2 separate regions of the Homo sapiens genome follow, and region 1 is linked to region 2. A link is a loop called in an ENCODE intact Hi-C map of the cell type or tissue named here. Cell type or tissue: endothelial cell of umbilical vein. All regions are shown on one strand. Links, peaks and the distances in the headings refer to the core of each region. The heading gives the core; the rest is flanking DNA.

Region 1 (16,749 bases), core at 2,918-10,917, 52 kb after region 2:
TTTGTAAAGAAACCACTTAGCTCCATTTTGGTCAGAATAGATAGTGTCTATGATATGACAACTTTCCTACTTACAGAGACTTGTTTAATAAACTAATAATACATGTTGATAAGTGTTCCTTTACTTGAGCAGATGTACATTTGCCAGTTGGTAGTTTCAGAGTACTATATACAGCTACTGGAATAAATATTGATTATATCACTTAAATCTACTGGTAGCTGATTGACTGCTTAATCTATTAATGTAATATTGTTGTGATTGATTGCATTAAAATCTTTCACTAAGTATATAGATTTTTGTTGTTTTCTTTTCATAGTTCTATCAATTTTGCTTTGTATGTTTGAAACTATATTATTAGGTATAGAATGGGATAGAATTAAAACAATATTTAATTATATTAATCTTCAGTAAGCTTTTTGCATTAAAGTCGATCTTGTTTGATATTAATATAAATACATGAGTTTTTTTCTATCAGTATTTGCCTGAATTACTAACTTGCCTCTTACTTTTGACATTTCTGCATCTTGTGTCTTTACATTTAAGATGGGTCTTTTGTAAACAGTATTAAGCTGACTTTTTATTTTAATCATCTCTATCGTTTAATTGGTAGGTTTTTAGTCTACTTACAATTATTATAATTATTTATTCATTTAGATTTATTTCTATCATTGTATTTCATGTTTCCTATTTGTCCTACTTTTAAAAACTCTTTTTTCTTTATTTTCATTTTTTTAGATAGGTCATTTTTCTTAATTCAATTTTTTTCCTCTTATACTAATTTGGAAGTTCAGTGTTCTATTTCAATTATTTGAGAGGTTAGACTTAAACTTTTAGCAGTATATTAATCTTAACAAAGTCTAAGATTAATACCTTCATTTTTTTCAAACATTCAAGGATTTCCCCTTTTGTGTTACAGGATATTGTATTCTGTTAATTGAAATCTATTTTCATTCATTTTTCATCAGCAAATATTTATTGAGTGCTTACTGTATGCCAACACTGTCATAGTAGCACACAATACATCAGTAAACAAAATCTTCCAAAATAAGAATTCTTAACCCCCACCCTTATAAGGTCAGCCTATAGTTAAGAGTTCTAGGGGAACTTTTTTTGTCCCTACTCCACCACACCCCCAAAGTCCAGATGCAAAAAGAAAAATTTCCTTGTGATTTATCTTTATATAAACTGTCAGAAATAAAAGTGGAAATAAACAATTAAATAGCACATACATACACATTTGTAAAATATGTATAGATATATGTATATGTGTGCATATCCATGCACGCATATAAACAAAGATTTTATCAGAATATATCCCTGTGTACTTTAAAGACTCCTATTTGTCACAAAGCTGATTATCAAAAATAAAAGGAAAAAAAAGCAGAAAAAGAAAAAAAGCATACCTTCTCCTCATTTCCCCTGTCTACATCAGCCACATTCCTCTCTTTTTACAAATTCTTTTGGCATTTACCTCCATATTTATTTTAAAAACATGCTTATATTACTACTTCCTGATTTTTTCTATTTCTGTCATTACAAGTAAATTCCCGAGGTTGGCAGAGGAGGTTTAGCTGTTTTGCTTTACCTCCTCCATTATACCATTTACTCTCCTGCCCCACAAGGTTAATTCCAGGGATGACAATACGTGGTTCATTTTGCACAGTTATATCCTAATACTGATGTGGACAATCTTTATTTCGCATCTACTATTTTAAAATTATACAAACTCTATAGGTGAACAAAGTAACTTAAATATTTTCTGCCTTTTCTGAACTATTTTTTTATTTTCCCTGCTAATAAACATAGTCTTGAGTTTTTACTTGGTGTGGGTTTTGTTCATCTATATAGCTGAGTGCTTGATAAGTCTTTTGTCTCTGGAAACACATAACTGGCCATTTGGGGGTGTTAAAAGAAAAACTTTAGACAAATTCAATTTAGCAGAGTTTATGTATTTATTTATTTATTTTCAGACAGAGTCTTGCTCTGTCACCCAGGCTAGAGTGCAGTGACATGATCTCGGCTCACTGCAACCTCCGCCTCCCGGGTTCAAGTGATTCTCCTGCCTCAGCCTCTTAAGTAGCTGGGATTACAGGTGCATGCCACTGCACTGGGCTATTTTTTTTTTTTATTTTTTGGTATTTTTAGTAGAGACGGGGTTTCACCAGGTTGGTCAGGCTGGTCTCGAACTCCTGACCTCGTGATCCGCCCGCCTCGGTCTCCCAGTGTGCTGAGTTACAGGCGTGAGCCACTGTGCCCGGCCAGCAGAGTTTGTTTAAGCAAGAGTGATTCACGAATCAGGCAGTAGCTAGAATCAATAGAGGTTCAGAGAGCTCCACTCAGCAAAGTGGAGCTCTCTGAAAGTGGAGCTCTTTATAGACAGGAGGAAGTGACACACAGAGACAGCTTGCTTGGATACAGCATGGCATTTGCTGTATTTGAACATGGTCTGATTAGCTGGCAGCCTGTGACTATTATTTGTTATAAGAATACTCTTAAGGTGGTTTGCCATTTGTGTACACGCTGAGGTTGCAGTTTGCTATGTAAAAATTCAAAATACAGAGGCAGCTTAGGCCAAATTTAATTGAATTTAATAAGGGAAAATATCTTGAACTATTTTGTTGTCTGGGTATTGGACTTTCTGAACTAGCCCTCTGGCTTTCTTTTCTTTTCAATAATATTTTCCATCTTGTGTTTTTACTCTATCCTGGGTGATTTTCAACTCTTTTATTACGTTTTGTTTTCTGAATGTTGTTTCTTTTTTTTGTTTTTTGTTTTTGGCATTCTGGTTTTTTTTTTTTTTTGTAATATCTTTTCTTCTCTCATTCCTTTGAGAAAAGATATTAGTATCTTTCCACATCTCTGTGAGAATATTAATGATAGTTCTTTTAAAAAATGTTTTTTCTCCCTGCATAGTCTCCATTTTTTCTAAGTTGCTTTACCACCCTGTTTACATGTTTGTTTGATTTGGTTTATATGTATCATGATAGAGGCTTTCTTTGATATCTGATGGCCCTTGAGTGTCTGTTCATATTTACTGGCTATGGGAGCACCAGTGACCTGATTGGTGAGGCTCTGAGAGTGAGGGTTTGGGTTGCAGCTGAGACATATCTTTGGGGAACTCCTTGGCATCAGTAGCTTTGGATCTTTCCTCTTGTGTTTGTCAGAGGCTCCAGGAAGTTTTCCATTCTCCTGTCTGGGATGTTTAGTGCTAGCTGCATATGTCCTGGGAACTAGTGAGAGAACAGGCTAAGGATCTCAGCATTCAACTGATGTTCTGTTTTCAGAATTATGCACCTGTCCTAAGCAGACGCTGATGTCTGGCAGTCTAGTGATTCTTACATCCTTCAGTGACTAGATCTCTGGTCATTTTTCTGCATTTGGGAAGGGACAGTTACCTATGGTATGGGAGGAGGAACAAGTAGGAGGTGGGTGGAAATGTGGAGATTAACTGTTTCTTAAAATGACCTGCAATCAATTATTTCATTTTTAACTTTAACTTTACCTTCACTTCCTAGAGGTTCCTCCTGCCAGTTCTAAGCTTTTGGGAGATTTTAAAATTAAAGGTCTGTTTTTGTTTGTTTGTTTGTTTGTTTTAGCTTTCCCCAGTACAGGATTAGGATTCAGCCTTCTACAGTTCTTCTAAGTCAGTTACTGCTCTTCCATATGTTTTTAAGCTTCCAATGTTTTACCATTACTGATCTGTCCTGCACCTCTTTATTCTTGTGAAAAAATTTTCTTTGCTCCCATTTTAGTGGGGTTTCAGAAAGGCATAACAGTAAATGATAAAATAATCCTTTGTATGCATCCAGAAGTAGCATGCATTTTTTCTGATTCTCCTTCAGTGAGTAAGTATGGTTCTTCAGTAAGTGTGGCCCTATGGTTCCACCAATAGTGCTCTCCAGAGGTCTTGGTTCAGGTACCACAGAAAAAAGGCCTTCTTTCTTTTCCTCTTTGTTATGGTTTAAATCAAAACTTCTATTTGACCAATTAAAAAAATTCCTCTGGACAGCTTGGCATGGAGCACGGATTTATAAATCTGATTTCTTGTTCCTTTAGGGATTTCTTTTACTTTTTTGTGAGCTCAGCTTTGTATTTAAAAGGATGGATGTCTCTCAGGACTGGCAATGGTTACTTAGGCAGATAATGTCATATTTATCCATTCATTTTACAAGCAGTATTTAACCCTATATATACCCTGTGCTTGAAGGTATGGAGAGATATGTCCCTGTTGTACATGTGCCCAAGAGGACTAGAGAATTGAACAGAATAAAGCAGATTTGAGCAGTGTCCCTAATTGAGCACAAGAGGGTCGCCAACCCAAGGTGTTGGAGAGAACCACGAAGTAACATATAAGGAAGGGCACGCCCACAGGTTATGGTCAAAGGAGGCTTGGAAACATGGCAGGAATTGGATCACTGGAAGGAGACATTTTAATTTGACACACACACAAAATGGAGAGTTAATGTTTCCTGAACCTGAAGCTGTTATGATCAAATAGTGTTTCACCAGAGAATTTTGAGAGCTTTATATATTGACCATGAGACAAGGAGGGACAGGGATGACTAGAGATAGAGAAACCAGCTAGGAACAACCACAATAGTCCATGGACCAACTGTGGCTTTCACACTCATTTTTTTTTTCTTTTTGGGAGAAAGATAATTTATAAAGGTCTCAACTATTTCAAATGTGTGTGTTGGTTTTTTTTTAATTTGATTTAGGATTCAAACTTTACTTCAATATCAGAGGACTCTGAAGTTCTCTTAGAAACATTATCTAGAGTCATTTGCTTGCCAAATATTTCTAAGTAGCAACAACAAAAACAATTAAATTCTTTGTAGTTAAAAGGCCTTTCTAGATGTGAAAAAGAACATTTGCTCATAATACCATTTAATTCTACTTTCAGTCTGTGACCTCAGGCATCCTGAGACATCCAAATCCAATTTATTCTGGAAAATGTTTTAGATTTCAAAATTTCAGATAACTAGAGCCTATATTTCATTTTTTTAAAATTTGCATACTCTTTTAAAGTTTAACACAAGAAAATCAAAGAAGCCATAATTACTGTAAATAAAAAAATAAAAATGCATTTTTTAAAACCCCAAGAAATTTCCCCAAATTTCACTAAAACACTGTCATTAATCTATGTATTAATCCATAAAGATTTCTGAAAGGTATAAAGGATTTAAAATGTCAATTACATTTAATTCTCATTAGTTCTAATTAGTGAGTACAGACAAATACTACCTTCAAAAATACCATTTTTTTAATATCCAATACAAATTAGGTTGTCTTTTTACCGGCTTATACATTTTTTTTTATTTATTATCCTTTCTCAAAACGCTTTTTCACTCTCAACCTTCTTTTTAGTGATTGGGTTTTTGTTCATATACTTTCTTCACAGGCTTTTCCACTTTTTTAGAAAGCATTTTCACTTAACAATGTGGAGAAGATGACAATGATAACACACAGGTTTAAACAACACAACAAGCAATGCAAGCAAAATAGAAGCCATCTTACAGGCAAAGCAGCTAGATCCAACTACAGGGCACCCTATACCCTCCTGCCCAAACTTGTGTTCAAATTATAAGTTTTCACTGGCCCCAGCATGCAGATATTTTATAGCAGGTTTTCAATTAGGGTACTGCATGTGGGATAAAAATGGACGCAAGCCATTACAGGGAATATTTGCAGAGTGAGAATTCAGGTAGTAAGGGTTATCTATATTGTGCTCTGTGCGTCCACTGTCTTCTCTAAAAAAAACTAGGTGAAAAAAATTTTAATTAACAAAATATATACAAACAAAATACAAAAACACAAAAAGGAAGACAAATTATTATATTTATTTTCTTATGGTTTGCATTCTTTCTTCTGATCAGACAACAAATCCCTTTGTGGAAGTGACCTCATTTTACAATTCAGTCCAACAAATGATGCTGGCCGCCCACGTGGTGCCAGGCACAGCGCCAGGCACTGGAGGCAGGGAGCTACTTATGACGCAGATGGAGCACCAAGGCTGAGCTTGTCAGCTTGCTCCGGAAAATGTTTGTTTCCTCCCAGTTTCCATGTCTGGATGCCTTGTATCTGCCGCTAGGTAACTGGGTTATTTCTCCACAGCACTCCCCTCTCCAAACAAAAGCTTTCCCCAACCATAACCAGCAAGACAAAATAGCAATCTGGTCGTTTATGTTGATATTCACCCAAAACGTGGTCATTAAAATAAGAGCATCAATTTTTACGTCGCTATTAATTACTTATCATTGTTTATAATGCTTATATATTTTAGAGCGAAATATAAAGAAATAAAAACAGGGAAGTGCAAACTGAGTATCTACCTCCCATTAAACTTCAACTTTAGTTCTAACCATTTCTTTATCTAACCCAGTTTTTCTTATTTTGTAAAAACAACCTTTAAAGTGTCCAGTGCCACAAAATCCTAGCTTTTCAGAGTTTCAGAAACTAGAGTCTCTTTCTCTCTCTGCTTCAGGGCTTCTGATAGTTCTTGGGTCAAAAGCCTGTAGTTATTTACGTATACTTACTAGAGAAAGGGCATTCTATTTTACTGTTTGCTGCCATGAATAGACTCTGACGCATTTTAACTGGCCGGCTAGACTTTCAGAGGAAATCTGGCTTTAAGCTTTCAGAAGAGACCTTCCTCTTTCTTTTTCTTTCATAGTTAGAAGAGGAGTCCGGGCACGGTGGCTCACGCGTGTAATCCCAGCACTTTGGGAGGCCGAGGCCGGTGGATCACCTGAGGCCAGGAGTTGGAGACCAGCCTGGGCAACATGGTGAAACCCCGTCTCTACTAAAAATATAAAAATTAGCTGGGCGTGATGGCGCACGCCTGTAATTCCAGCTACTCGGGAGGCTGAGGCAGGAGAATTGCTTGAACCCGGGAGGCGGAGCTTGCAGTGAGCCGAGATCTCGCCAGTGCACTCCAACCTGGGTGACAGAGTGAGACTCCATCTCAAAAAAAAAAAAAAAAAAAAAAAAAAAGGAAAGAGCAGGAAGACAATGGCAAGCACTGAGAAGCACTTATATACACAGTCAGGGCAAAGATTTCTTGCAGTAGTCAGGGTCAGACTGGCTTCTTCCCCTCCTTGCCCTTGAGACAGAGTCACCCAGGCTGGAGTGCAGTGGCGCGATCTCAGCTCCCTGCAACCTCCGCCTCCTGGGTTCAAGAGATTCTCGTGCCTCAGCCTCCCAAGTAGCTGGGATTACAGACGTGCGCCACCACACCTAGCTAGTTTTTGTTTTTTTAGTAGAGGTGGGGTTTTGCCATGTTGCCCAGGCTGATCTGGAACTCCTGAGCTCAAGGGGATCCAGCCCGCCTCGGCCTCCCGAAGTGTTGGGATTACAGGCGTGAGCCACCGTGCCCCACCCCTCCTTGCCTTTTAAAGCCCTTAAGTGCAGTATTTATTGAGGAGGCAATTTGTATATATATATGTATATATATACAGACTCCCCATACCAGTGATCCCTAGAAATATATCACGTCACATTTGTCATTTAAAACTTAATAGTAGCCACATTTTAAACAGTTACCAAAAAAGGGTGAGAAGGGGGATGGTAGGGACTGGGCGAGGTGGCTCACCCCTGTAATCCCAGCACTTTGGGAGGCCGAAGTAGGTGGATCACTTAAGGTCAGGAGTTCGAGACCAGCCTGGCCAACACAGCAAAACCCTGTCTCTGCTAAAAATACAAAAATTCTCCTGGCTGGTGGCGTGCACCTGTAATTCCAGCTACTGAGATACAGAAGGCTGAGGTGAAAGAATCACTTGAACCTGGGAGGTGGAAGTTGCAGTGAGCCAAAATCACTGCCACTGCACTCCAGCCTGGGTGACTCTGTCTCAGAGTCTTAGCGTGAAACCCTTTCTTAAAAAAAAAAAAAAAAAAAAAAAGGTAAAAAAAGGACAAATTAATTTTAATAATATAACTTTATATAACTTAATACACTTAAAATACTGTATTTCAATATGCAATCAATCTAAAAAATATTGAGATATTTTAGATTTATTTCTCCTTACTAAATGTACTTTACACTTAGAGCTCACCAAATGCAGAAGCTCAATTTTTACAGGAAATAATTGAGTTGAAGTGTATGATTTTATAAAATTTACAGTTGGAAAACTATATTCACATACATAAGGTGTTCCAAATATACTTAAAATGTTTTCCGTTAAATGAAAAAACATTCTCCTTTAATATTTGCGTCCATATGTACAAAACTGGTCCAGCTTTTTTTCTTTTAACCATAATTGCTTTAAAGTCAATTTAAAGCAAAAGCTATCAGTTTCAAAACTATCAAAGTTAATTTATTAACTCTTGTGCGAACTCGGCATTATTAATATTGACTCAAAATGATATTGATAGATTGAAAAGCAACTGTTTATAAGTATCCACAATGAGTTCTTTACACTTTTTCTTGCGGTTTTGGTAGCCAATTTAAGTAATGCTATCCATTACAATTACAATCTTCTGCATATTGACTCATATAAGAAAATAATAAAGATTGTTATTATTGATTAAATTATGAAAAGTTTTAATTTCATTTTAAAATCTTGTATCTGTCCAGAGAGGCCACAGATAAGCATTACCTTTCCTTGGAGTTTCAAGTTTAGCTTATTTATATGCAGTGTGATATCACTGTGAAAACTTAAATCACATCGCCATCTTTTGTCTTTGATTTTTGAATATTTGGCAATTTTTCTTTATTTTCAAAAAATATTGGATTGGAATTAACAGTACAGTAAATCTTCGTAAAATTCTTTCACGACTCAACCAAAGAGCACTGTCAAAGAAGGCATGAGGTCATTGAACTCATTGTCTTCTATTTCTTTCAACAGTTCTATAAACTTGTGATGATTCATTGCACCTGCATGTATGCACTGAATGATTTTAACAATGTATCCAGGACACATTTCATGGAGTTTGTTTCAGAAAATGAGCATAAATATTTTTAAGATGTATCATACAGTGAAACAAAGAAGTAAAGAAAATATCAGTCCCTTTAGAAAAATTCCAGTAAGTCCGATTTTTAGCTTAACATAGATGGAAAACTGTTTGTTGTGTTAGAAGCTAATTTTTTAATAACTAGCTGAAATTCTTCAACAGATGTAAAATATTGAAAAATACTCATGCCATGAGTTTAATATTTTAGGCCACGAATAGACAATAATTATTAGTAAATTAATAAGTTGTTAGGGACAAAATATACCCAAAGCATTAATTTGGCAGTGTATTTTATATCTCATGATTTATCAAAAGCTAAAAACAACAACCACAAAATTTGCAGTTTTTTAGATTTTGAATCAGCTGATCTCTGTTGTAGTTAAAGAGATCTGGTATTTTATAAGCAATTTTTTGGTGGCTTAGTTGAATTTCTTACTTTTGTGAAATATCTTTTTTGTCTTTATCTCATAATTTTCTTAAAAAATTATATAACTGAAATAGTTTTTTTTATTATCCTTCCATGTAAAAAATGTGTGTGTGTGTATGTATATGTAAGAACCAAAGCAAAATTATATTTGGCCAAAGTGACAAGCTGGGACCTGTAAAAAGTCTTAATTTTTTCTTAGATATGTAATTCTAATTTCAGGTAATACATTCCATTGGTTCTTTTTTGAATGTTGAGAGAAAATTTATCAAATTCACTATGTAGTTGCCAAAAAATCTCAATATTTTTGTACTTTATTATACTTAAATAAATTTTATACAACAGCTTTCTCATTTTGCGCATTAGCAAATTGCAGTGCTATTCATTGTGAAATTTGCAATATACTTTTTCCAGTCTCTCTTTCTTTCTTTTTTTTCAGTTCCCATCATAGTACTAGCTTCTGCACCTCCATGCAATTCTGCATCAGTAACATGTCTTAATTTGAATTTTAAAATTTATCCATACTTTTTTTTAACCAGACAAATAATTTAAATGTTACAATTACAGTAATAATATTTTCATTTCATTACCGGCTATGATTTATATAGTGTCACTCTAACTTTTTGTGTCTACATAAAATATTCAAATAAGCATATTATAATGTTACATCACTATATAGCAAACAATTATTTAAACTGGATCAATACGTGGACATCAACTAAATTAATGATGCATTTACATCTAATACTAGAAACAATGCATGTGCTCTACATATACAGTATAATACAATAACATCTTTTTTTTTTTTTTTTGAGACAGAGTCTTGCTCTGTTGCCCAGGCTGGAGTGTAGTGGTGCAATCTTGGCTCACTGCAAGCTCTGCCTCCTGGCTTCACACCATTCTCCCACCTCAGCCTCCCGTGTAGCTGGGACTACAGGCGCCCGCCACCACACCCAGCTAATTTTTTGTATTTTTAGTAGAGATGAGGTTTCACTGTGTTAGCCAGGATGGTCTCAATTTCCTGACTTCATGATCCGCCTGCCTCGGCCTCCCAAAGTGCTAGGATTACTGGCGTGAGCCACCGAAATGTTAACCTACAAAGGGATCAAGCTATGTTATTGGAAAACTCTTTTACACAGTTTCAGCTTTTAAATGTAAATTAATTACAATTATGTAAAATAAAAAATTTAGTACCACAATGGAACTATCCATATTTCAAGTGCTCAATAGCCATATGGTAGCTAGTGTTTACCATATTGGATACTGCAGCTTCTAATTATGTGGTAACTAGACCTGGTAGACACCTAGCTCAGTCCCTCAGTCAGGGATTTTGATTCCATTTCCTTGAGTGAATATTTAAAAACACACATGAACAGATATTTTAAAAATATGATTAAGCTATTATTTATCGTGACTCCTCTAAATAAGGATGTAATAAAATCACAATGTAAACTAAGAATAAAAAAAATCTCAACTTGCAGAAATCTAGCTTTCATACTTTCCACATTATTTTTTATAACATAGTATATTGAATAAGATTTCCATGTAAACCATTAAGCACAATGTCTGGAACATAAGAAGTCACATGCTTGTTTGTTTTTTCACTATGTCATCTGATTGCTAATGATTTTGAGCCAAAAAAGGTGGTGGCTGTTGTCCATTTGTTGATGCTGCTGGGGATGAGGGGATTGATGCTGCCCCGGGAGATTGATGGTTGAGAGCCAAGACTGGACTTCTAAGACAGCAGATGTCTCCACCCTCAACCTCTCCCCCAACCCATAAACCCATCTCCTGACTGCCAGGGTGTCTGGGGCTTGCTCACCACATGGGCTTAGCATCTTAAGCTGGTGTCTTCCTGCTAGGCCCCCTCTTCTCTGACCATATATATAGAGAAAGCTGGCCACTGAGTGGAGGGCCTTGCTCAAGGGCAAGCTTGTGGGGAAGAGCAGACTAAGCCTTCATTCAGTGTTTTTTTCAGAAGTAAGGAAGGGAGATCTCCTTCCTCTGCCCCCAATCCCTGTGTATCAGAATGTCCTGCAGAGGGTCAGGGAAGGGACTGCATAGCTTTACTCCCCTGGTCCTAAGGATTACCTTAGGACCTTACCTTAAGGAGAAGCCTCGAGCCCTTCTCCCATAATCACAGCGGTTTCTACCCTGGCTAGTTGTGCCTATTAAAGATTTTTATATGCTCTAGGTTACTGAAGTTTGAGTAAGGCAGTCTCTACAGGAAGCAAAATTAAGGATTTTCCAATATTTTGCATTTGGGGAGGATACCTCATCCCACCTTAAAATTGGTAAGTGTACTATTCAACTTTTGAATACTGGACTTCTAAACATTGTCAGGATACAGTGTTATCATAAATGAGGAAAAGGAAGTTTTAAGAGTAAACATCGGTATTTATTGAGAGCTTACCATATCCTAAATATCTCATTAATCCTCAAAGCAAAATTTATTGAGGTTGCTTTTATCTCCAGTTTGGGGATGATGAACCAGAGGCAGCAAGAAGATAAATAACTTTCCCAAGGACATACAACTATAAAGGGTGGAGTGAAGATTCAAACCTAGGCAGTCTGACTCTAGATTTGAGTTCTTTGCTCTTACACACATGTGTGACATGTATCTATATAAAATATCCCTAGCTTGGTGAAGTAGGAATAATAGTTTAATTATATGCTAGGCTCATGCCTATAATCCTAGCATTTTGGGAGGCCGAGGTGGGTGGAACGCTTGAGCCCAGGAGTTCGAGACCAGCCTGGGCAACATGGCGAAACCCTGTCTCTACAAAAATTACAAAAATTAGTAGGGCGTGGTGGCATGCACTGGTAGCCCCAGCTACTCGGGAGGCTGAGGAGGGAGGATCACTTGAGCCTGGGAGGTCACGGCTGCAGTGGACAGTGATCGTGGCACTGTGCTCCAGCCTGGACAACAGAGTGAGACTCTATCTGAAAACAAACAAACAAAATCCCTATTATTATTATTATTTTTACTTTTAAGCCTTTCTGAAAAGAAATCTTAAATATCTATACAGTGCTTTACTTACGTTTGCTTATAATGCTGATCCAATATTTTTGTTGTTGTTGCTATTGTTTAATTAATTTAACTTTCTTCAATTGAGGTTTAAAAATTGTCCTGTCTCCTACTTTAGAAAGGACTCAAGATTAAGACATAGGGCAAGATAAGATAATTAACAGTAAAGTTCTGCAGACTACATCTGAAGGAACAAGAGAGAGTGGCAATGAGGCGCTGAAATCAAACTGATTGGCACACGTGGGCAATAAACTGACTGTAAGCTTTCTGGCAGCCAAAGCAAAAACTAAACATGTTGGATTGCATAGTTTTTGTTTCCTGACAATAAGATGGATAAAATTCAGCTGCAGACAACTTAAGTAGGAATTGATTGCATGAGGCTTTAATAAAGGGAATTCAACAACAACATGGAAAATATTTAACCCAGGTTTTTATGAGACACAGAAGAGTCATTCAGATACTTGGTTGTCATATTGTTCTTAAATAAGAGCAGATGCCCTTACATACTAACTTGATACTTGTTAAATCGTCTCTCTAAGGCTGTAAAAACATAATGCTGTGTTTTTTTTTAAGACCTAAAATCATGATTAGAACTTGGAGATTCTCTGATGGGTAATTTATGTGCAATTCTCTCAAATACCAGATTCTTTAACAATCACTGGTCGCATGCTAAATACCTGTAAATAATGAGCAAATCCTCTAAACAATACAGATTTTTCCGGTGTTTATGAGAGCTGTAAGCTTTAGATGTAAGATAGCAAAGAAATAAATATGTCATTGTGTGTTGGAATGTTAAGACCTCAACTTGTAATCCTGACCAGACAGACTGACCACTTCAGGTCCTACACCCATGTGATATGTATCTATATAAAACATCCCTAGCAGGGTGAAGTAGGAATAATAGTTTAATTATATGCTAGGCACTGTTTGAAAATATTATCCACATTTTTCAGATGAGATAACAGAGGCTTAGAAAATTAGAAAGTTAAAGGTCCTATGCAAGCAGCCTGACTTCAATGCCACTGTTCTTCCCAGAGCACAATACTGATACCCAGAGAGGCCTAAGAATTCTAGTCCAAACTACTTGGGAAAATGTGACTTTAGTCTGACAAGTCATTGGGTTTGATGTTCCCACCTGTGTACACCTTCTCAAAGAGAACTTCTCTATTGTTCTGTTGGTGTTTTTCTGAAGAAGGCATCTATTAGATGCCACAAATAAGTAAAAGGGTGAAAAAGTAACTTAAATAGCAGAATAATTCAATTTAACTAGTTGCAGAAGATTGTCTGAAACTGCCCTTTTAAATGTGGGTGAATGATTACTTGTTTCTATGATTTAATTATGGCATAATTAACATTATTAATGTTCCTTCTGGCAATAGCTGAACTACAAATTCAATTGCTCCTTAAGACCTCTCTTGACAAAGACAATAAAACAATGCTCCTGGTTCAAAGGAGAAAGGCTGGCCTTCCTGTTTCCTATGGCAGAGACACATGCACCAGCAAAATTAGTTTTCTTAGTACTAGAAAGATTTAAAAAGAAGCAGTGCTAGGTCAATGCCCCATGCAAGGCCATTTAAAGTTGGTTCTGTATCTGCTATGAGAATCTGACTAGTCTAACATTGCTGGTTTGTAGAGTTGCTAAAGAAACAGGAGGCTAGCCTGGGTCTGTATTATGTATTAAATGATGTTATGTTACCAGGTGCCCTTGATGATTTCACAATGTGGAGGAAATGTATTCTTTAATAGAGCTTTGTTTCTATACAAAGCACTTTGTAGTAGTAGCAGTAGGAATAGAAAAGTGGGTGTAGATAGGAAGTCAAATTACTGGACTGAGGGACCATAATGATTGGGGGCTACGGAAAGAAACAAAAAGGACAGGGATTTTAAAATTCAGCAGCTCGGGTGATGCCGTAATCAGCAGCAGTAGGAAAGGTAAGAACCAGGTAGGTTTGGATGGTAGAGGGTAAGGAAACTTGTATATAAATCTATTTGAAAGTGGATGGTTGGGTTCAGCAAAGGTCCTAAAAAATTAACAGACACCCTGCCTTCCTTGTTTGGGACCTATGCCGTCCGTTACTATTCCCTATTAATATTGACACAATATCAAGAGTTCCCTAACAGTCTGATAAAGGTCTGAAGGAGGCAAAAGAGCTGACACTGCCATCTCAAAACCTGATCCAATTTATAGAACCAATACCAGGTTATCCATCCATCTATTCTTCCATCCATTCAGGTTCATTCATACTCAACTAACAGGTGTTTATATGAGCCAGGCACTGCAGGCTAGATACTGGGGATGAAATGGCTAATAGTGCAAGTTGCTTATAGTCTTATTGGAGAGACACATGAAAATGGGCAGTAACACCAGTATGCAATGATGGGGAATAGAAGACAGAGCATTATGCAAGCACATAGGAGCATCTAACTCAGCTCAGGTAAGTCAGAGAAACCTGCCTGGAAGAGGTGATGTCCAAGTGAAGACCCAAAGGATGGAGAAGGGATGGTCAGGTGAAGTGGTGAGGTAGGAGCCTTCCAGGCAGAGCTGTAAGCAGTCAGCAAGGTTGGAGCATAAAGGGTGAAGTGAGGTGTAGTGATAGTTTGGATGAAAGAAGTAAACAGGCAAGATCGTAAAGCACCTTGCCTTATTCAACTGTTTGGACTTGATTCTAAGAGCAGTGTGTGCTGTTTACTAAAGGATTAGATCCATATCTCTCCCTTAAGTTGGAGGGATGGTGTGGGCTTGGGTAGAGCTTCGAGTACTTTGTTGTCTTATGATCATCTGGGGCTAGAGTCAGAGCATCAAGACCTTTGGATCATGTCAGTGGGAGCATCTTAGGAACTCAGAGTCAAGGGTGATAGGAAATTTGGCCCCAGCATCATTTGGCACTCTACTGTCTGACTCCCTCTACCTTCCACTACCACTTGAGCATGCTTATCAAGGGATAACAATACCTACCTGTCTTTTGTAAGCACTTGCTTTGTACCAGACACAATGTAAGCATTTTACAGCTTCTTCTTGACAACTCTGTGTTGTAGGTATTATTATATCCATCTTACAGATGAGGCAACTAGGCTCAAAAACTTTGAGTACCTTGCCCCAGGTGACATGGTAGTAAGTGATAGAGGGAAGATCTGAACCCAAGCAAACTGATCCTAGAGCTCACGTTAATCACTGCAGGAAATATAAAAATGCAAGTAGCGTTCATTTCTTTAATTTGGATGTTATATTGCAGGGAAAGAGTCTGAGATAGAACTACATGATTTTTTTGTGGTTTTATAAATATAACCACATGTTTTATATGTGTAGAACATTAAATATGCCATTTAACAATTTTTAAGTGCAAAATTTAGTGGCATTAATGACATTCATACTGTTGTGCAGCTATCGCCACTATATGTCTCCAAAACTTTTCCATCAGCCCAAACAGAAACTTGGTACCCATTAAGCAATAACTCCCTATTCTTCCTTCCCTAGCTCATGGTAAACTCTACTTTCTGTCTCTATGAATTTGCCTACTCTAGATATCTCATGTAAATGGAATTGCACAATATTTATCCTTCTGTGTTTGGCTTCTTTGCCTGGAACAATGTCATTAAGGTTTATTCGTGTGGTAGCATGTATCAGAACTTCCTTTATGTCTGAAACAGACTTCATTGTATGCACATACCACATTTTGTTTATTCACTCATCTGTTGATGGACACGGGTATTTTCCACATTTTGGCTATTGTAAATAATGCTGTAATGAACACTGGTGTACACATATCTGCTTGAGTCCCTGCTTTCAAGTCTTTTGCGTAACTGCCTAGGAGTGGAATTGCTGGGTTATATGGCGATTCTGTGTGTAGCTTTTTGAGGAATCACCAAACTGAATATTGGCAAAACCACAAAACTTTAAAGATGGAAAGAATCCTGGAGAGAATTTTGTTAGCTCCTTTACTATACAACTGGGGAGATAATTAATTTTTAAATTAATTATCATTTTTTGAGCTTTGACTATATATGGTAGCCATTTAATATACATTATCCTATTTAATCCTCTCCAAAAGCCTATGGTGTGTTCATTATCTTAGTTTTATAGATCAAGAAACTGAAGCTCAGAGAGGCTAGATAACATGCCCAGCATCTCCCAAATGGCAAATGGAGGAGCAGAGCTTTGTACTCAAGCCTGTCCCTATTGTCAAGTTAACTGAAGACCCTAAACGTGGATCTGCTCATGTTGGAAATGGTTCTTAGTTTTGTCCATCTGTAGATGGAGTACAAAACGTTGTGTACTTGTGAAAATGTTTAATTAGTTCTTTAACTATATTTGGCATTTTACTTTTTTTATTTGTGGGTTTTTTTTTTT
Region 2 (16,749 bases), core at 4,869-12,868:
ATTCGACTTGAACTTCCAGTTCCAGACAAGATGGAGTGGACACACTTTTTCTTATGCCTCCTGTTAACTAACTCTAAAAACCCTGGACATTATATATAAGTCAAACATAGGGAGACTCCGATATGTAGAGAGAAGAAGGCAGAATTGGGAGGGACTTTTGGACTCAAGGAATGACATGGCACCAGGGTGGTATCAGCAGAGATCTACTGGGAAGCCTGAACTTCTAACCTGGGCCAGCAATAATGAGGTACCCCCTTCACCCCATCCCACCTCTCTGCCCTGAAGGTGTCAACAGCTGAATGGGGAACCTGGACCCACCAGTGTGGTATCAAAGGAGGGGTGCTAAACAGAATCTTTCAATAAGATCCAGTCTTTCAACATAAATCCCAAATTTCCAGATGCAATTAAAATCACTGGTAATACCAAGAACCAGGAAAATCTCAATTTGATTGAGAAAAAACCATTAACAGATGCCAACATTGAGATGATAAAGATGTTGAAACCATCTGACAAGAATTTTAAAACAGACAGCCATCATAAACATGCTTTAATGAGCAATTGCAGCATGCTTGAAACAAAAGAACAGAAACACTCAGCAAAGAAATAGAAGGTATAAAGAAGAATCACATGCTTTGCTTGAGCCTTAAAAGAATCACTCACATTTCTGGAACAATCACCCTCACTTTGCTCCTGGGACAAGGCTTCTTCCTCTCTCGGGAACACCCATATCTCTCCTTTTCTCCTCTTTAACTCCTGCTTGACCAAAGGATCAGTCCAGACGTCACTTCTCCTGGGAAGCCTTCCATGGTCTTCCACGGCTTCCATGCCCCTCCCACTCAGAGCTTCCTATACCATAGCACTTACACTCAATGCATATTGTTCTGTCATCTGTCCCTCCCACATCCACCCAATGTAAAGACTTGACAGAAGGGACTATGTCTTATCCCAGGTGCCTGGCATAGTACCTGGCTTATAATAAGCACTCAAATATTTTTTGAATAAATGAATAAATTAATGAATAAATGGAAACTCTTCTGTGGCTCCTCTTCTATTGGATAAAATTAAACTCTGTGGTTTAGCTTTAAACACCCTACACAAACTGTGACACCCGGATCTTTCTGGTACTCGGCTTCCCTTAACACATTCTACTTCTCTGTCATACCAGAAAACACATTGTCCTTTGACAGTACCTTATCTTTCCCCATCACTACATATTGTATGTACTCTTCTATCAGTCTCAAATGTCCTTACTCATTACTATCATCAAAATCGTATTCATTTTTACAGGACCCACTCAGAAACCACCTGTTCATGACCCAGTCTCAGATCTTCTCAGCTGGAAAGGGTCCTGCCCACATCTAGATACAAAGCACTTCATTTAGTCTTTCCTCGTGTTATTTCTCACTTTCTGTTGTGCATTTTTTTTCTTGCTTCTTTGTTTAAATGTGTGTTGTATTATCCCCAAGATTTAAACATTTGGGGTTCAAATAAACTCACATCCTATTCATCTTTGCCTCTGCCACTGTGCACGTAACACAGTCCCTTGTTATTCTCTGAGTTTCAGTTTCTTTTTCTGAGATAATAGAACCTACTTCACAGGGTTTCTGTGAATGTTAAGTAAAATATGCTATTTAAATATTGGCACCATATCTCAATTTTCATACAGTAAGCACTCAAAAACTGTTAGCTACTATCATTGTAAATATGATTATTATTTGAAGAAATAAATAGACTGAGCAAGTCCTGTTACCTCTACTTTGAAACCACTTTTTGAATTCTGCTTGATCTCATCACTGCCAATATGATCACCTGCTCCCAGCCATGATCGTTCTTCTTGCTACGGTCTCCTTCTACTTTCTTATCCCTCAACCTCTATTCTCTACTCAGCAGCCAGCATGATCCTTTTAAAACATAAAGCAGATGATATGACTTCTCTGCTCAAAACCCTCCAGTGGCTTCCCAATCTACAACTAAAAAGGCCCCATGTAGTCTGACCTCCTGCCTCTCCCCACCCCCACTCACTGACACAACCTCATGGCCATCTTGCCCCCTGCCATCTGAGGCTTTCTGCACTTGGCAGCTTTTCATCATAGGGCTTTGCACTTGTCCTTTCCCCTGTGTGGGATAATCTCTCCCAGCTTGGCATACAACCTGCTTCTCCACTTCATTCAAGTGAAGCTGTGCTCTCCACTGTTATTTTTCTAAAAGTAACCACCATATGTAAAATACCAACCATTATTCTCAATATATTTTATGTTTTTCATAGCTCTCAATCCTGAAAACACATGTATATACTTACTGAGATGACATTGTTTACTGTCCTCTTCTGCTAGAATTATAAGCTTCATGAGTGTTTGCTGTATCCCCAGTCTCAAGAACAGTGTCTGGCACATAACAGATGTTCTGGCACATTTCGCGCAGTGTCTGGCACATCATAAGACTTGATGAATGATTGAATGGTGGCTGGAAGCCTCTTCGATGGGGGCTTTAGGAAGAGAAGCAGCATCCTGTTGCACAAAATCGATGACCTATTACTGGTTTTGTGTGAAGAGGAAGTGTGGGATTAATCTACCTAGAAGGGATGAGATGGAAGTGATCTATTTATCTGGACTTAGATGGTATTCCCATTTATCCATTCAGATGAAAATCTGGCTGAAGATAATTCCAGATATGCTCTCCATAGTCAACAGTGTAATACCCTACAGCTAATTTTCCTGGGCTCACTGTGGGCGCCGAAGAAGCCGAACCTCATGGCCTCCTGTGATCTTTGTCCTGGGGCTCCTCCAGGACCTGCTTGGCTGGCCAGGCCTAGGATAGCTTATGTTGATGAAATGCTCCAGAAGTGAAGTCCCAAACCTATCTTCACACTGCCACACTGGCTTCATGACATCCAACTGGAGTAACACGGAGGACTCGGCAGAAGAGTAGGATGATATGATGGAAGGGAAAACTACAGATTCAGGACTTTGGAATTCTGGGTGATTGGGCAAGCCACCTCCCTTCTCTGAGCCTTAGTTTGTCTTTAACTATACCATAAGGGAGTTTAATTAAATGTATCTTTAAAGTTCTCTTCAACAGTGACGTTCTATAGTTATATGAGCTTTGTGTACAAGAGAAATTGGACTAGAGGGTGGGGCAGCCAGGGAGAGAAGCCCAACATGGAGGCGATTGAGCTGAGGCTGAGCAGTAGGACCTCAATAAGGCCAGCAGGTGGCGCCATTGCTGTACCAGGACGCTCAGGCCCACGGTGGGAAAGTTGGATTTTTCCAGAAAGCAGGCAAATTCTTCAGGGCAAGCTGTCCAGCTGTCAGAGGGAACCAGCTGCCCCACCCCACCCCGCAATACACACACAGCCCTTCCTCCCAAAGCATACATACACATTCCAGCAAACTCAGGGTGAGATGCATTGCAGGTTGCTAGGCCTGAAGCTGGAGGTGCATCCAAGTTGCCTTTTCCTCTCCTCCCATATTTCCTAGGAATCTGAACCCTGAACCCACCCCTCCTACTTGATGTCCTAGCTGGGACAGACCCTCACTGGATTACTCTCAAGGCAAGATGTGCAACTAGATGCAAGTGGGCTGGACTTCCCTACTGATTACCATCGTCTTTTGCTCATCATCCTTTGCTCCAACCCTCAAGGCAGCCATCGCCTTTGAGGGAAGACTCTGAACCTCATCATTTCGCCTCCCCTCTGTCCTAGGGAAGAACCTATGATTAGAGGAGTTGGAGAAAAGCAAGAAGGAGATGGGGGTGGAGGAGTGCTGAAGGGAAAGGTCTGGCTTTATGGAGATAAGAATGGAAGAATCAACCTTTGTTTGGCCCCAACTGCCTCTGCCACTGTCGACACACTTGGGAGTGTTTCCTGGAGCTCCTCAGCACTCCCTCCCCAACTTCCTATGGCCTGGTAGGGGTGGGGTGGGGGTTGTTTTGGAAGCTGGGGGGAGGTACATGCTTACAGATTTTTTTTTTAATTAGGCTGCTGTCTTAATCTTGAGGGTGGAAACCAGCCCCCTCCCTGAGTTGGCTGCCAGGTCTCTAGAACAACAGTCCCCACATAGTCCTTCACTGTGTCTACTCTGACCTGGGGGGCTGGGGAGGGGGGTGGCCTGATAATAAAGGGTGCACAGGACATTGCCCCTTCCCTTTGTTTTGCATATTTTGCAGCAGTGATCAGCATGCTCCTCTTCTCAGAAGGGTGTTCATGAAGGGTACAGCTCCTAAGAACCCAACATACCACCCTCCATTTGGAAGCTCCCTGGTACATTCGGGTCTGCCTTTCTACCACTGGAAATGGATGTTTCCTCTCCCCATGGAGGAGAATAGTTGGCAGACTTGGCTAAAGGTCCTTAGCATCCTGGCTGGTGCCTGTGTCTGCTGAGGTGCTCCCTCTTCCCTGGCTGGTCCTCCCCACCACATCACTGCACAGTCTAGCTAGGTCTAATGGAGGGTGTCACTCTTGCATGCAGACACACCCAGCTAAGACAGAGTCACATAACAGATGTGTTTCAGTATCACTTTAATTGCAGTATTTAAACACATCACTTTGTATTCAGAAAAAATATCTACCCAATACTCTCTTCTCTGGAAATTTCTATTTCCAACCGTCATTGAAACCAGGATCCCTGCTCAACCCCTCTGGAAAGAAATCAACAGCAAACAAGGACCTGGGTCACCCACAGAAGAGGCAGCTGGTGATAAGGGTTAGGAGCTGATCTGGGCTATGACCATATGGGGGTGCAGAGCAAGGAAGGGGCTCAGGGTGAGGGAGGCAGAGACAGAAAAGCATCTGTTGGGGGACTGAGGCAACAGCTCAACCCAGGAGTCGGCAGGAGGGAGGAGGAAGCCATGGAGATCAGAGGATAAGGCTAGGATCCAGCCTCAGAGGAAGAGGATTTTTCGGAAGAGTACAGGTGAGAGGCTCAGCTCCAAGACCTGGTCCCATGGTCCTGCCTACTTTGATCCAGAGGGAGAAAAAGGAGCCCAAAAAGAGTTTCTGTGTGGCCCCAGAGAGACTAGAACTGAGCTGTTTGTCCTAAAACTTGGGAGGCCTGTTCTAGGCTCCAGCCAGAAAACTGTGCAGGACTCTGCAAATGGTAGAGGGGGCACATGGAGCTCAGTGGAACTTAGAGAACAAGGGAGGAGCTGGTGACCAAGTCCACAGTGTCTTGGAGGAGAGATGAGGGAAGTGGTTCAAGGCAACACGTTTTTCTGGCTATATCATTACAAGAGAGCAGGTGCAAAAGGTTACTTTGGTTTCCTCAAAGTAGAGAAAGAAAATACAGGGAAGAAACGGTAAAAATCAAAGCTTCCTGGGAGAAAATTGTAGCCTAGAAAAGCTCATCTTTCCCCTGGGGGTTCCTGTATTGCGGCAGAGAGGAGGGGGTAGGGGAAGGGGGTCCTGTGTGAGTGCTGCAAGGCCATCGATTGTTCCTGGGAGCTTCTCCAGACCTTGGCTTTCCCCCGTCACACGTTTACCCAAAGAAGACCAGAGTCTGGCTCCAGGGAGCCGAATGTGTAAAGGACAGGAGTTTACCTGCCCCTCCTCAAGGTGTAGGGCCCCAAGAACAGCCTCTGAGGTGTGTGCAGTGGGGAAGGGTTGGGCGTAAGAGATGTCACCTCCAGCATGGGGGTAGCACGTGGTCAGATGCAGAGAGGGGTGCTCTCTCGGACACTGCCCAGCCTTGCCCCACCTAGCCGAGTCACAATTCGGTATCAGCCACCACGTGTTGTCTTGCTGAATGGCCGTTTCTGGAGGTGGCCTGGCCGGTCCCGTTTTCCTGAGCCCCTCGGTTCACACTGGCCTTTCCCTGAGCCTCAGGGGAGGTCCCAGGTCCTGAGCTATAGCCCTGGCCTCCACCGTTTTCCGTGTAATAAGGGTCTTCGCCCTAGACAGTGTATAAATAAAGTAGCATTATCTGGTAAGCAGGGCTGTGAGACACTGGATGGGAGAGGGGCCCAAACAGGAAGTGGGGGCAGGGGTGGGAGAAGGGGGAGGGGGAGGTGGGAGGAAGGATCGGAGGGAGGGTGCAGCTGCATGTGCAGACTCCTTTCTTCCTGAAGAGTGGTCAGGGTTCCAGCTCCTAGAGGAGAAAGGACATAGGAGAGGCACCACACCATGCCACCGCAGCTCGGCAGCCAGCTCCCGCAGGAAAACGGGCAGTTCCAAGAAGGGTGGGATGACCTCCCCAGGGTAGGGGACAGGCCAGAGGCCAAGATTCAGACCTCAGCCTTGTCCTCCCTCATCCAGAATGGCAAATGGGGATTCTCCTTCCGTATACCTCCTTTTGAGCAAGGGGGCACCCACTGGGCATTTAACACGGTTGCAAATACAGTGTGGCTGATTAAACAGCCTGTTCTGGTGGCCCCAAGCTGAACTATCCCAGAAAACATAATGAATAGATGACACGAATCATCTGCTACCACACCGAGTAGGTGGGCTGGCACCATTACTGTCCCCTCCCCAGTTTGCTACATAATATTTTGAATCTTCCACCGATTACTGTGTGTGCACACATGCATATCTTTATGTAAGCTCACAGAAGGGCTTTTTCTAGTATTTCTCCTCCTGCTCCATGACATCCACTGAACTCCCCAGAAACCCACTATCTTCCTCATTTCCTTTACCCTGGCCCCCAGAACTGACCAGCCTTTCTCCTGTGGGGCTCCAGCTGCGGCGATTCATCAGGAAATAGCCAGTGATGCCCAAGACAGCCAGCAGGGCTCCCGAGGTGACCAGTGCAATCAGGGTCTTTTGGGAATAGCTCTGGTGGCTTGCAACATCTTGCTCAGTGAAATCTAGGATCCCCAGCTTGAAAAGAAGACAAAGAAGATACAGCCTGTCACTTGCCAAAAGTGGAGCCCAGCCCGCTCCAGCCCTCTGTGTGTGACTCAACAGTGAACAGATGCTTGAGGGCATTGACCTCAGGAATTTTTGAAATGGGATTTGAGACTGACGTCTCTTAATTCAGTCATACCCCACCATTTTTGGTTCAAGACTAGAAAGGAGAAGACTCAGAGAAGGATGGTAGGTAGAACTGGGGAAGATAATGACTTCCCCCCTTACTCCAGGGAGCCCCCCTGCCCCGGCATTCCCTCTCAGGCCCATCATCTCAGAGGACTTACCTTTTTCAGGTCAGATTGGTGCTTTTTCATAAGTTGGAGTTTGCTGGAAATTTCTAGAATTAGAAACAAGGGTTGCTAAATCTAAAGAGAAACCAGCTTATCCTGCTCCACCCTCCCATGCTGTTCTAGAAGATGCTCTGATGGCCAGGGTGGTCCATCTCGGGGGGACCGCTCCCAAAGCCAGCCAAGTCCTTCTCCCCAGCACCTGTGGTCTCTCTGGATCTAAGATGCCCCATCTCCACCCAGGATTCTCTAACCTCAGCCCTACTCCTTCCCTGTTCCCCCAGGCAGAGGTGCACCTTACCTGTTCTGTTGGCCAAGACCAGCAGTAGACACTGAGGCCTCACCTCAGACTGGGCAAGGAGCAGGGAGCATACCTGGGCCCCAGCATCAGCATCAGCCTGCTCCTCCCCACACAGCACTCGGGCCAGGCCCTCTCCCCTGTCCTTCTTAAACTCCGCCTGGGAAGACAGAGAAACATGGAGAGCAAGAGATGAAATTACTGCTCTGCCCTAAACTGCACCCAGAGTCTCTGATTACAGTCATACTCTTACCCCGTCCGCAAGAAGGATCCTTGTTTCTAAAATTCCAACAGAAAAAAAAAAAACTGCTAACTGTATATGTGCAACAACACAATAAGAAAAAAACCTAAATAATCTCCCAGGACCAAAATCCATATCTTCTAGTATCTAAGATGTTAGAGAACAAACTTAAAAAAATTGTCTCGTTGAAGCATTGCCCATGTACACATATGCAAATTAAACTCAAAAGAAATGGCCAAAAACAGAAAATATTAATAATGCAATAATAACTAAGAGAAAATATTCTGTTTCAAGATTACAGCAGTCCCCAATGATGGAAGAAAAGCCAAGGGAGGTGAGGAGGAGAGAACAAATCTATAATATACACTCAGTGGAAACCTCAGTGGCCTCCTCCCTCTTTCTACCCAAAGGAGTCTCAAAAAGTGCATTGCTCAAACTGAAATGGCATTTTTGTCTCGTCTTCCATCTCTGTTTTCCATTAAAAGCATGGAACCCAGTTTTAATGAAGTTCATAGATTTTTCTTCAGGTTGCTGACTGGGCCATCAGACCCAGGAATTTGGACTCAGAAGAAAAACTCTGATAATTCTTCAATAGTGAGTCAGAATTTATTCCAGCAGCCTCCAATCAGAGTGTCCTCCTCCCCTGAACAGGAAAGGAATTGAAACTAAGACTTTCTCTTCAGTCCGGATGGCAGATGGCAGAGAAGGAAATGCCTGAACAGCCCTGACAACTTTCCTGTTAGGGGAAAACTGCTGGGGTGTGTGACCATCATCAGAACTGGGTCTCTGTGGAGGAGAAAGCTTCCTGTTTGCGGGCAGGGCCGCTGCTTGCAACAAGGCCACAGGGTCCTCCCAGTTGGAATGGAGCCTGGGTATTTTCCCACTGCTGTGACCCAAGGCAGGAAAACCCAGGCTCCTTTGCTCCTACACAAAGCAAGGTCAAGATTGGCCTCAGGACCCAGCTGGAATTTGAAGCAGCTGAGGGAAAACAACTGGGCTTGGATAAGGCCAGGAGAGTGTGGTTAGCCAAACTCCAGGTCACAGAGACACGAGCCCAAACTGGAGCCTCAAAAAACCCCCAGGAAACAAGGCTACAGAGAAATGAGTTCTCAGGCCACTGCTGCTTCATTCCTCAGGAAAAGGAGCAATTCTGCAGGTCTCCCAGTAAGTCCTTGGATAGACGTTCTAACTCTGGAAAAATCCGTTTTTCTGAACAGCATTTGAACTAAGTAGTCTGAATGCCACACTGAACCAATCAACAGTCTCCACCTCTCTAAACCCAGTTGTCTCAGGGGAGCCTTACATGGCTTCCCCTTGAGCACCCCCGCTCCCCAGCACCGAGAGTCTGGATGAGGAGGAGGGGGTTTCTTGCCTGGATGACTCTGGGCTTCTGAAGTATCTCCAGTTGAAATAGGTCTGCTTCCCAAGAGAGGCAGAGGGACAGGGCTCCTGCAGGTTGTAAACTAGCCAAACCAAATGGCACCTTCCTCCACCTGCTGAGTGCAAGAAGCCACACCTTGACAATGTATCAAGCCCTGAATATAGGACACTGCGTGAAAGCCTCTGTGCAAGTGTCATGTGTATGTGTGTTGTATTCATGTGTCATGTGTAGGGGGGTGGGGATTGGGAGGTATCTATGAATTCCACCTTGTCAAAGCTTTCAGTTTGCATGTACGGCAATTAAAATGATGGATGCCAACCAGGCGCGGTGACTCATGCCTGTCATCCTAGCACTTTGGGAGGCTGAGGTGGGAGGATTACTTCAGCCCAGGAATTCGAGACCAGCCTGGGCAACACAGGGAAACCCTATCTCTATAAAAAATTTAGAAATTCAACCGGGTGTGGTGGCATGCACTTATAGTACCAGCTACTTGGGGGGCTGAGGTGGGAGGGTCTCTCCACCCTGAGAGGTTGAGTCCACTGTACTCCACCCTGGGTGACAGAGACCCTGGCTCAAAAATAAAGAAATAAAAAATAAAGTAACAGATGCCTATGATATCCAGGCACAGTTCTGAGTGCTTTCCATATATTAACTCATTTAGGCCTCACACGACCTACGAGATTGGTAGAGTTATTCTACTAATTTTGTAGATGAAGAAATGGAGGCGTGAAGAGACTCCAGAGGCCAGAGCTACTGCCATGGTAAGCACCATAAGAAAGGTACAACCAAAGTGCTATGGACATACTAAGGAGCGTGAGGACACGTCTGGTTAAGGTTAGCAGACACATGTCACTATAGGCCTTGAAGAATGGCTGGAGGGTGAGCAGAGGAAGCCAGTGGGGAAGAGCATTTGGAACTGAGGCCCCACCTCCAGGAAGCCCAAGATGGGGACAGCATGCATTATTCCACAACCCTCATTTCAAAGAGAATGAAGAACACTACCTTCTCCCTGGTATTCACTATCCTTCAAGACTCAACTCAGTTTCTACCTCCTCAATGAAGCTGGTCCTACCTTCAACCAGACTGGGCATCAATCCTTACTCTGCTCTTTACTGGATTCTTTGCAAGTCATGCAACTAGTCTGAGTGTCATGTTCCTCAGCTGTACACTAGGTTGTTGTGGTGACTAAATAGATATTGTATGAAAGTGTCCAGTTGGGTGCAGTGGCTCATGCCTGTAATCCCAGCACTTTGGGAGGCCGAGATGGACAAATCAGATGAGGCCAAGGGTTCGAGACCAGCCTGGCCAAAATGGTGAAACTTTGTCTCTTCTAAAAAATGCAAAAATTAGCTGGGCATGGTGGTGGGCATCTGTAATCCCAGCTACTCGGCAGGCTGAGGCACGAGAATCGCTTGAACCCAGGAGACAGAGGTTGCAGTGAACTGAGATCACAACACTACACTCTGCACTCCGGCCTGGGCAACAGAGCAAGACTCTGTCTCAAAAAAAAAAAAGTGTCCAATGTGGTGTTGAGAATCTAGTGGGCACTAGATAAATAGCAGCTGCTACTATCATTATTAATAATAGTAATACCTTATATACCATATCATCTAGAGTCTACATATTGATCATATTCTATGCATTGTTATTGTCATTTTTCTGTGACTAGATTGTAAGACTCCTAAGTGTGTGTTGGGGGGAGTGCACATTATAGCATTTACAACCCAGACTGCATGAACCGTGGCACCAAACAAAAGAACTCAGGGAATTGTTGTTCAACTTAACATCCCAACCAGTTGGCCTCCACACAGGGTCCCTCCACCCCTTGCACAGTTTCTTGGACTAGATTCAAGGGAATAATAGCGGCCAGCCTCCCACTCTGGAATCCAACCGCATCAGTGAATTGTGTTTGGGCCCCAAGAGGAGCAGGTGGATCCTGAACAAAGCACAATGCTTCTCCGGACACTTGGAATAAACATCCTCCCCCAAGAGAGGCTGTGGGCAAACATCACGGGAGAGTGGGCAGGAGGAAGACACAGCCTCACCATTTTGTTCATGAGAATCAGATTTACAAGCTCCTAACTACATCAGCTCACACATGTTTCTCTGCAAACACAATAAACCCATCTAACCTCTCTAGAGTAGCATTCTCAAACTTTGCAAAGACTCTTAACATCAAGCATTGCAATGGGGACGGAGATGGGGGTGAGGGAGGGACAGGTATTTTTCTAATGACCTTTAAGATATTTAAGATATTAAGATCCTAGAACGCTGAGATTCTAGGATCAATCATCTCCCCCAACCCCTTTTAATATAATTTTATCTATTTTGGTGTGAGTTTGACAATGCAGGTGAAAACGCTATTTTCACATAGAAAATGGAATAATGAAGGGACCTGTTTCAAGTCACCTAACAAGTGGGGGCAGCTAACGAAGGATGAGAAGTGAGATCGTTTCCAGATTGCAGGCTTTTTCCAGTAGACACACCATCTTCATAAATCCTTCATCTGTAACTTATGTTTTCCGCATGGAAACTGACCTTTAGTGCAAGCTGGAGGCAGCCTGCCTCAGATGAAGTCAATGTGAATAAGAGTAAAGTGAGCTAGCTGAGTAATTACAAACTCTGCATATAAACAGATGTGGTACTAAAGATAGGTATACAAATTGGCGGACAAAGGACTTGACTAGACTTTTCCCCAAAGAAGATATACAAATGGCCAACAAACACATGAAAGAGGCTCAACATCACTAATCATCAGGGAAATGCAAATCAAAACCACCATGAAATACCACCGCATACCCATTAGGATGGCTGCTATTTTAAAAACCCAGAAAATAACACGTGTTGATGAGGATGAGAAGAAATTGGAACCCTTGTACCCTACTGGTGGGAATGTAAAACGGTCTGGTGGTTCCTCAAAAATTCAAAAATAGAATTCCCATGTGGTCCAGCCATTTCACTTTTGGATATATCCCCAAAAGGACTCAAATCAGGTTGCCAAGGAGATATTTGTACACTTATGTTAAAAGCAGTATTATTCACATTAGCCTAAAGGGGAAAAAGCCCAAGTGTCCATCAACAGATGAATGGAGAAGCAAAACAAGGTTTACACTTACAATGGAATATCATTCATCCTTAAAAAGGAAGGAAATTCTGACACGTGCTACAACATGGTTGGACTTTAAAGACATTATACTGAGTGAAATCAACCAGTCACATAACAAGACAAACACTATGACTCTACTCATATGAGGTACCTAGAGTAGGCAAAGTCATAGGAACATAGGAACAGAAAGTTGCCAGGGTCTGGGGAGAGCAGGGAGTTGTTTCATGGGTACACAGTTTCAGTGATGGAAGATGCAGACAGTTCTAGAGATTGGTTGTACAATAATGTGAACGTACTTACTACTACTCAATGGTACCCTTAAAAGTGGTTAAGGTGATGACTTATGTTATGTATATTTTACCACAATTAAAAATATTTTGGTGGGTTTCTCTGGACAAATGGGTGTAGCATAATAGTATAAAGTAATCTTACATTTTGGAAACTATTTGGGGAACCACAACCACAAAAACTAAATTAAGCTGACACTGCTGCCAAAAGAATGACAGTTAGACTCAGGAAGACACATCCTACTAATGAGGGTGCTGAGATATGGTAAAAGGTGTTTGAGATGAGAGTGGTATCACCTTCCCTTCCCCTGGCTGCCTAGAGATGATGGCTGGGGAGCAAAAAAAAAAGAGTGATTGGGATAGACATGTCTACAGAATGCACATACAGAAGACACGCCTACAGAATCCACATAGGGTGAGCTAACATATTGGTACTCACTATGTGTCAGTGCAGAATGAGTGTCTGGATAGCTAGACTCATGCACATATATTCCTGTTATGGGCATATATTAGATGAGGAGCATACCAACATACATCAAGGATGTGATGCTCGGGGAAACCAAATCCTTCCTGCTCTTCACCAGGGTATTAGGTAGGGCCTGAGGCTCCCAACATTAGAACCAATACCTTAAGGCCCTCTGACACCGAAAGTACAAATCCAACCTAAGGAAAATTAGGAGGCTCTGCAGCATTCGCAGCTTTTGGAACAGATTGTTTATCAGACAAGCAGGGAGTAGGGACCAAGGAAAGGTCATCTTGGACATAATCGGGAGCTGTGGCTAAACATTTTGGAACAGGATAGCAAGCTGAGGATAAATTACCTTGGGGAGTAGCAGGAGGCTTTGCCGCATGGGGGCTGAGGATGAGGAGCCCTCAGGAAGAAAGGGGATCAACACTGGTGGAGAGACCAGGGGAACAAAAGCACTCATATGAGCTGCCACAGAGTTGCTTTATGAAGGGGCAGTGTGGATGGAAGTCTTCTTTGGCATAGGAACTGGAGGGGAGCTGCTCTCTTTTCACATCCCCACTCACAGATACTACCTCAATCTTAGAGGAACATGCAGAGACCTTCTCAGCTGTGGCACGAAGTAGGCCAGACAGCAAAGACCACAGCAGAGTTAGGAGGAATTATTTCTAAAAGAGCAGTAAGTTTCTGGCACTTTTCTCATACAGTGACCCAAGTTACATGTGAGCTTTGAAGAGCAACAGAAAGGCAAAGGCTCTGCAGTTAACTCTAAATTCCAGGCACAAAGAATTAGCATTCTGGCACATACCTGTGTGATACACAGCAAAATGTATGCTCCACCAAGTCGATGGGGTTGCAGGGGGAAAGATCGTCATTTTCCTTGGCTACAACTAGCAAAGAACTTGACAATTTTTTTTCTAATGAGTTGAGTTGAAAATCAGCATCAGAAACATGCTGCATGTTACTTGTACATTGTATGTTCATGTTTAAGTTAACTATTTTGCAGACTGCATTTAGTTATTCTACTATGCAAACTCATGTCTTCACTATTTCTGTTGTTTTTAGATGTCCTAAGTTAAATTCTTTCAGGTATAATTTTTACAAATTTGTAAGTCAGAGAGACCCAACTGATGATCGTAGTAAAACTACCGAGTTAGAATGGAAAAAATAAGTAATTTAAGCCCTCTACAGGCTGCGATCTTTCCAGTCTATGCATGCCAGCACATCACATATGTGATTCCCTTAGATGGATCCCCAACTTGTAAGAAAATGTTTTCTTCTGTAAGTAAATACCACTCTTTCCTTCACCTCATCCTTCCTCCAGAGCCATGTTACTGTTAGGAAATTAGATTTACTGAAACAAAGCAAGGTCTGCCAGAATCATTTAAAATAACACAATTCCCTGTACATTCTTTCCAATGCAGTAAGACATGAAACTGAAACAAGAGGCATAACTACTAAACAGGAGGAGAAAAGCAATATATTGTAGTAGATAACAAGATAGCTTACCTTAAAATTGAAAGGAATCAACTAAAAAGCTCCTAGAATCAATAGGCAAATTCAAGAAACTGGCCAAACCCAAAATAATTGTTCAAAACTCTATTAACTTTTTAATCTATCAGTGACAATCAATTTGAATATATAGTGGGAGATCTATGTGACAAATAGGCCTATGACATCCATCAAATCTAGAGAAAAAAGCTAAAGAAACAAGATGCTGAGAGATGCAAAAGAAAACCAGAAAAAATGAAGAAATTTTAGAGCAATTACAATTCAAATTTTAAAGCATTTTTTTTGCATTTTTTTCAAAAAGAAAAAAATAATTTACATTTTTTACAGTGTAATAAAAAAAGATCTGCCTGACTGGATATTACAAATACTGTAGTAAAAACATACAATAATTTTGAAAATTTAAAATAGGCAAAAGTACAGACAAACTGAACAAATAAAATATGTCTGAAGAGTATGCCCTAAGACATATAAAAACTTAATATAAGCTAAAGGATACATCCCATGCAACAGAAGAGGGAGTCATTCAACAAATAATGTTAGGAAAAACGGTTACATGGAAAATATAACATTACAGCAAAATAAATTCTATATGGATTAAAGAGTTACGTGTAAATATTTAATAATAATAAATGAAATAATAAATGAACTGACATTTTAGGTGACTAGTTTATATCTGGTGAGTGAGAAGGACTTTCTTAACCAAAAAGCAACTTAAATCTGACTCTCTCAGATTTAAAAGTACTACAGAGGAGGGGAAAATTTAAAAAGTACTATAGAGGAGGGGGAAAAAGTACTATAGAGGATGGAAAAATAACAAAATTTATTAATAATTAAAATTGTTATTGTCTTTTTTGCCCACCAGATGGGGCCTCTTACTCCCTAAACAGAAAGCTCAGTATTAAAGGCAGGCTGACCAAGCTAAACTCCCCGGACCCCTACTCAAATCCAGTGCAATCCAAGAAGGTTTAAGGGTGTTCAGAAGGGATGGAGGAAAGGGACAGGGGCGGGAGGAAGAGGTTGGGTGGGGGGTTGACTTACACAGCTGGAGGTCTTATTTTGCTCCAGGCAGATGCCCTGAGTCAATTTCACTTCTCTGATGCCTGAACATTTGATTTCTGCCTGTATTAAAACAAAAACAATAACAAAAACAAAGTAAATAAGCCAGTATCTTTGCTCCTCATTTCTTTCCCAACTTTTTCCAGTTTGCTTTCTGTGAGGTGCTCTCTTAGGAGGTTTTAAGGAAAAGGACATTTAAAATTTGTCAGGGGACTAGAGATTTCTAATAGTCATACTCTCGTCTATTTCATATCTATCCTCATCAGATGACAAAACTTTTGTTACTAGCCTGGGCTTACTGGCAAGCAGCTATTTGCAACCTTGGTAAACACTGGCTTGGATGGTGCAGGACTGGGAGAGGGGAGGATCTTTTCCCATTTGGGTTGTTTTCTCTCCAGTCAATCACAAACTTGCAGGAAGGCCATATAGGCAAACAGGGATAATGGGGTGGACCAGCAGATGCTGGGGTACCTGTTTTTTCTCCTGGCCTCCAGGACTCTCCAAATTCCCATTTTGGCTCTTTTATTTATTTATTTATTTATTTATTTATTTATTTATTTTGAGATCGAGTCTTGCCCAGGTTAGAGTTCAGTGGCATGATCTTGGCTCACTGCAACCTCCACCTCCCTGGTTCAAGTGATTCTCTTGCCTCAGCCTCCTGGGTAGCTGGGACTACAGGTGCATGACCACACCCAGCTAATTTTTGTATGTTTTGGTAGAGACGGGGTTTCACCATGTTGCCCGGGCTGGTCTTGAACTCCTGACCTCAAGTGATCTGCCCACTTCAGGCTCCCAAAGTGTTGGGATTACAGGCATGAGCCACCACGCCTGGCCCTGGCTCCTTTAAAAACAGAAAGCAGAAAGATCCCTCGGGCATATCTCATGACTGAGGCCCTCATATTTTCTGTCCTGCATGCTGAAAGCTGTTGACAGTCATAGGCCCTAAGGCTGAGAAGGCCAGGCTGAGCTCACCATCCCTGGTCTGCCCAGTTCCTGCCATTGCCAATGCCCCCCTTTACTGCCTCTCTGTGCCTGGCACAACCACCAAACCCTCTCATGTAGAGGAAATGTTATTTGTCCTAACCATTGTGGGAGAAGCAGCCCCAGCAAATAAGCAATAGTTGCCAAATATTCCCAAAGGGAAATGGTGTCCTGGTCAAAGCCCCACTGATAGGTACTAGAAAGAACCAGAGGATTGGATGGATCTCTGAGAATCCCGTTTACTCTCTATTCCCTAAAATGCAATACCCAAAGCCTGGATGGGCCTTACCACCTAA

What was found. A loop is a pair of places that touch in the nucleus more often than their neighbours do. Peaks named below come from ENCODE experiments on the same cell type or tissue, not always from the same donor. Only the 100,000 strongest peaks of a DNase experiment are listed, where the experiment ranks them.
Region 1: a loop joins it to region 2, with 5 times the contacts of the local background. A loop is called at or near these places in 9 of 110 quality-filtered maps.

What each region holds. Positions count from the first base shown.
Region 1 is chr1:207,935,877-207,952,625 of GRCh38, forward strand. No RefSeq gene overlaps it. Among named protein-coding and RNA genes, the nearest start is that of LINC02767, 15 kb to the right of the region's middle. In endothelial cell of umbilical vein, for the core only: no CTCF peak of the experiment used is centred there; DNase peaks (open chromatin) are centred at 5,975, 6,575 and 8,885; H3K27ac peaks cover 4,215 bases.
Region 2 is chr1:207,882,039-207,898,787 of GRCh38, forward strand. CD34 (CD34 molecule) reads right to left here. Exons shown (of 8, transcript NM_001025109.2): 4 at 15,455-15,535; 5 at 7,427-7,583; 6 at 7,123-7,175; 7 at 6,644-6,808; 8 at 1-5,885. The coding sequence ends at 5,700. Among named protein-coding and RNA genes, the nearest start is that of CD34, 21 kb to the right of the region's middle. In endothelial cell of umbilical vein, for the core only: a CTCF peak has its summit at 6,727; DNase peaks (open chromatin) are centred at 8,493, 9,283 and 10,923; H3K27ac peaks cover 4,188 bases.